Linked DNA regions of Homo sapiens: region 2 is linked to region 1. A link is a contact called in ENCODE Hi-C or POLR2A ChIA-PET data. All regions are on one chromosome and are shown on one strand. The core of a region is the stretch at or near the end of the contact, and the rest is flanking DNA. Distances in the headings are between cores, read along the strand shown. Region 1 overlaps TNRC6A (trinucleotide repeat containing adaptor 6A). Region 2 has its middle 29 kb from the start of TNRC6A.

The links. Hi-C counts contacts between places; a loop is a spot of excess contacts on that map. ChIA-PET counts read pairs that join two places held with the same protein, here RNA polymerase II (POLR2A). Pooled maps may share reads with other maps.
Region 2: a map of MCF 10A shows a loop between it and region 1 (9-fold over the local background). The contact joins two enhancer-like sites. A Hi-C loop is called at or near these places in 4 of 168 maps with a recorded cell type or tissue (MCF 10A, aorta, endothelial cell of umbilical vein and 1 more) and 13 of 50 pooled maps. POLR2A ChIA-PET finds 5 or more read pairs at or near these places in 13 of 52 experiments (A673, AG04450, H1 and 10 more).

What each region holds. Positions count from the first base shown.
Region 1 is chr16:24,747,085-24,749,727 of GRCh38, reverse strand. All of the region lies in intron 2 of TNRC6A (trinucleotide repeat containing adaptor 6A), which reads right to left. Among named protein-coding and RNA genes, the nearest start is that of TNRC6A, 19 kb to the right of the region's middle. Within about 2 kb of position 1,292, at least 11 of the 41 ENCODE cell types and tissues checked have a DNase peak (open chromatin) inside an H3K27ac peak, as active enhancers do; they include PC-9 and endothelial cell of umbilical vein, where a contact is called at or near this core.
Region 2 is chr16:24,699,794-24,702,436 of GRCh38, reverse strand. It overlaps a transcript of TNRC6A not described here. Among named protein-coding and RNA genes, the nearest start is that of TNRC6A, 29 kb to the left of the region's middle. Within about 2 kb of position 1,341, at least 19 of the 41 ENCODE cell types and tissues checked have a DNase peak (open chromatin) inside an H3K27ac peak, as active enhancers do; they include PC-9 and endothelial cell of umbilical vein, where a contact is called at or near this core.

The DNA of each region.
Region 1 (2,643 bases), core at 43-2,542:
TACCTTTCAGGAAAAAGGGTTATTACTTTTTTATTCTATTCAAAGCAAATGAATAAGCAAAAGCAAAAGCCACCCCACCCAAGAATAAACATAAGAGCAGTCTGAAATAGATGTTTTAGGCACCATCCTTTCTGGTGGAGCTCTAGAGAGGGTTCCAGAAGACCAGAGCAAGAGAGCATGAAGCAAAAAGACTGCCTAAGGAATAGAAAAGCCATAGCTACTCAACCCCACCCACTTCCCATCCAGATGCCTACACAGCCACAGATAGTAGCTGCTTCTAAATGCAGCCTCAAGCCAAAGAAATACTCTCTAAAGAAACAAAACCTTCCACAGGAGTCTGATAGGTGCTTGAATGGGTTTGGTTGTCCCAGAACAAAGCCCATCTTACTGGAGGCTGCTGCCACTCCCTCCATCACACTGTAAAGTAAAGCTTGCCAATCAACACCCTTCACACAGATCAGCCTTCCCATTCAGGGAAGGAGTCTACTGGGCAAAAAAAACCTTTGCAAAGGCGGAAGAAACTCACTCCGGCTACCTGTAGTCATCACCCTAAAGTCTAGACCCTAAACCTTCATTCATAATACCAACAACCAAAATAACCAGTTACCCAAAGAAAAGCATCACACAAAATGAAAATACCTAACTCTGCCCTGAGGAAGCTTTCCAGAGGGGACACTAAGAATATCAGGCAGGGGCGTGGTGGCGGGCACCTGTAGTCCCAGCTACTCGGGAGGCTGAGGCAGGAGAATGGCGTGAAACTGGGAGGTGGAGCTTGCAGTGAGCTGAGATGGCACCACTGCATTCCAGCCTGGGCGACAGAGCAAGACTCTGTTTCAAAAAAAAGGAATATCAGGCAGAAAAAGAGAGATTTGGAGATATGAACTAGACATTTTGGAAGCTGCACATTATTTATCAAGGCTGGAATGCATATGGCAGTAGGGATGTTGAAGAAGATAAAAGGAGAAAGACAAGTGCCTAAGAAACTGGAAGGGGTTGTTGCTATAGGTGCGCTGCAATGAGATTAAACAAAATTTAAGTTGGCTTTGCTGATGGAACAGACTGAGAGGAGATGCAGACACCGAAAAATGAAATGAATGACATTATGCACAATTGATAAAAACTTAGTAAAGTATAGGACTACTAAAATCAGCTAAAAGGATAACTGGAAGAAGAGTATGATAACTGTTGCTATACTTCGCTGTCATTTTGTTACAAGCAGAAGTGTCATGTGGCTAATGGAGTAACATAACAGATTCCTGCCAACTGTGGCCATGACTCACTCTCTTTTGAATTCTGTGTGCAGGAGGTAGTAAGACTGAACAAGCTCACTCACACTACAATCCCAGGGAAGTCAAGGAGCAAGAAAGCCACAGCATATGAGAGCAGCAGAGTAAAATCAGTAAACAACGGCAACTAGGTTACACCACTGTCATGTTACCTACCCTGAGACATGCAGAAGTCAAGATTAAAAGCTGATTACTAGTTAAAAATACTTAATCTTCTTCAGCCTCTGTTTCTTCATGAAAAAACTGGGGGCAAATGACCATACATGTCAATGTCTTAATATTTTTATAAGAATTAGGACTGCTTACTTAGCACAAAGCTTATCTAGTAAGCACTCAATTGCCTAGCCATGAATCCAACTCACCAGTCCTCAGTGGCACCCAAAAGGCTGTCTTTACCCTTCTTGTGTCAAAATAGCACAGGTACTTATTCAGAAACATCTAGCACCTTCAGCATTTGTTCTTCATGTTCTGCTGTGAATTACAGACATGTCCTTTTCTGATCTTCTATGTCACTATAATTTTACTCCATGTAATGGTCTCTATCTGGAGTATTTTCTCCTTTCTCAAACTTCATTTTCAAGACTTTCTGATGAGGTTACTAGCAAGTGTTTTCCTGGCCAAAAATATCCCCTTTAGTACTTAAAAGATGTACCAGACATTTCTTCTCAAGGAAATATCACAGTATCAGCCGATACTGTAAGCACAGAGGGGAGTAAGTTTTGTTCTTCAACACTATCATCACAGCCAACCAGTCATGCTTTTTCCCATATCTCCTCCTTCAGAGAAAGCCAACTGGAAAAACAACAACAACACCTGTGCCCAAACACGTCAGCTTCCAGGAGTTAAATGTTCATAGAGACTCACTTAAGACATCTGACTATATCATTTACCACAACTATCAAGAGGAGCAAGGACTGATGGATTTGAAAGGCCTAAGTGGGCCACCCTGTTTGATGCACCTGCCACCAAGACAACACTCCAGTTAGCAATCATCCATGCCCTGAAGGCTACTTTGCAGGATACCTCACATCTGTAAGTTCTATGAATCTACCTCGTTGTCTGTAAAAACCAGACTCCCCTTTTATCAGAACTTGACTTATGTCCTGCATCTCATGTATAAAGGCTTTGAGGTGGCCTGTAAAAGTCAATGCCACTGAGGGAACTTTCTAGGAAAATGGAAATGTTTTCTAACTTGATTGGAGTGATAATTACAAGGGTGTATACATTTGTCAAATCATTCACCTACACACTCAATGTTTGAATTTTACTGTATGTAAATTGTATTTTAAAGTTGGTTTCATACATTGACTAGGGGAAATGCAATATCTCGATCTGAAAAAACAAATAGATCAAGATT
Region 2 (2,643 bases), core at 92-2,591, 47 kb after region 1:
GGAGGCTGAGGTGGGTGGCTTGTTTTAGCCCAGGAGTTCAAGACAAGCTTAGGCAACATGGCAAGATCTCATCTCTACAAAAAATACAAAAATTAGCTGGGCATGGTGGCATGTGCCTGAAGTCCCAGCTACTCGGGAGGCTGAGCTGGGAAGATCACTTGAGCTCCAGAGGCAGAGGCTGCAGTGAGGAAAGATTGTGCCATTGCACTCCAGCCTGGGTGACAGAGCGAAACCCTGCCTCAAAAAAAAAAAAAGAAAAAAGAAAAAAGAAAAGAAAAAAGAGTTTACACGCGAAATGTGGACACTGCCTCAAAAAAAAAAAAAAAAAAGAAAAAAGAAAAGAAAAGAAAATAGAGTTTACATGTGAAATGTGAAAGAGAAGACACATGGTCCCTGCATATAGAAGAGGAGGCAATCAGTGGGGTTATTGAGAGGCGTGTTTTTTTTGTTTTTGTTTTTTTTCAGTACAGGAAAGACTTAGGCTTCTTTATAGGAGTGTGAGATGTGGAAGAAATAGGAACAAAGTTGATGGATGGACTCCAAAGTCCATGTGGAAGAATTAACCTTGGAAGGAGTCCAGTCTCTCTTCCATAAGACCAGAAGGAAGGAGGAAAGGATGGGTTCAGATACCAATTAGTTGATGGTGCAGAGAATGTTTTTCTTATTGGCCTCAATTTCCTGAGGAAAGAGGCAGAATCATTTGTGAAAATGACAGAAGGGATAGCAGGGCCATGGGTTTCGGAAGCCAGGAGGTTAGACAAGTTAGTAAGTGGCTGGGCACTGTGGCTCACGCCTGTAATCCGAGCACTTTGGGAGGCTGAGACGGGCAGATCGCCTGAGGTCAGGAGTTCAGACTAGCCTGACCAACATGGTGAAACCCCATCTCTATTAAAAATACAAAAATTAGCCAGGCATGGTGGCATGCGCCTGTAGTCCCAGCTACTCGGGAGGCTGAGGCAGGAGAATTGCTTGAACCCAGAAGATGGAGGTTGCAGTGAGCTGAGATCATGGCCATTGCACTCCAGCCTGGGCGACAGAGCGAGACTCCGTCTCAAAAAAAAAAAAAAAGAAAAAAAAGTTAGTAAGGTGGGTGGGAGAGGGAACTCAGACTCAGAGAGGCTTGGGAGCATTGAAGAGCCAGATGCCAGCAGAGGAGTGAATTCTTAGTGGCAGTGAGCCCCAGCTCCTGAAGCTCCCCCTGCAGTCCCCTGCAGCCTCATTTGGGAATAGTCTCCGCCTGAGTCATCTCTGCTTCAGTCCACACAACCTCAATTCTTTCAATGTTACTCATACATTTTGGCTTTGAGCCTCGTGCTCTCTGGATAATTGCCTCTGAACTTAACTGCCTTTTGGCACCCTTCCTCCCAGAACTGAATGTTCTTCCCGGGCTAGGGCTGACCCAAGTCCACCTCCCTGGTTCTGGGCCTTATACTTTGATTAATTCAGCCTGGGATGACCAGAGCACATTGGGCAGCCTTATTGCATTGGGTCAGTGACAGACAATTCCAAAGAGCGAGAGAAACATGTCTGTGAAGGCGTCAGCCCACGTGGTAGCCATGGCGGAACATGGGGTGGCAGGGAACAAGTGGTTTGCTATAAAGAAGCAAGAGAAAAGATGTTCAACATGCTGGCTAGTGGAGAATGTCTAGAGGTGTGGGGTCAGGGATCGGCTGAAACATATAGGTAGGCTATTGCCTAAGGACAGCATCTCACTGGCTAAGACAGCCAGACAGGCACAGCGGTCAGCACTTTGAGCCTAGTTACTGAGCACAGCCAATATGGCACCTCTACCACGAAGATCCATAGGTCATTAGGGTTCAGGGGTGCAGCAAGAGAAAGAGAAGAGTGTGAGGGAACCCCCTGGAGCACCACTTACTTATTTATTTAATATTCAGACATAGGCTGGGCACGGTGGCTCATGCCTATAATCCCAAAACTTTGAGAGGTCAAGGGGGGAGGCTCATCTGAGGTTAGGAGTTCGTAAGACCAGCCTGGCCAACATGGTGAAACCTGTCTCTACTAAAAATACAAAAATTAGCCGGGCATGGTGGCATGCGTCTGTAGTCCCAGCTACTTGGGAAGCTGAGGCAGGAGAATTGCTTAAACTTGGGAAGCAGAGATTGCAGTGAGCCAAGATCGCACCACTGCACTCCAGCCTGGGCAACAGAGTGAGACTCTGTCTCAAAAAAAAAAAGAAAAATTCAGACACAGGGTCTCACTATGTTGCCCAGGCTGGTCTTGAACTCCTCCTGGCCTTTGAGTGATCCTCCCGTCTCAGTTTCCCAAAGTGCTAAAATTACAGGTGTGAGCCACCTTGACCAGCCTCTGGGGCACCTTTTGATCCCAGCTATTACCAGATACTAGAGTTACTGTGGGTCAAAAACTTTGGGCACCCAGAACCTAAAGGGTCCCTGATTCTGGAAGGGGCAGAATCAAGCATGGTGGAAGGAACATAGCCTTTGGCATCAGAGCTAGATTTAAAGCCTGTCTCTGCTACTTATTTCCTGTGTAACACTAGCACTTGGCACATTGCTGAGCTTCTTAGAACTTCGGTGTCCATATCTGTAAAATGGAAATTAATAATTCTTACCCCTCAAGTCCTCAGGGTTGACTGTTAAAGAAATGGTATCTGTGGCCCTTCAG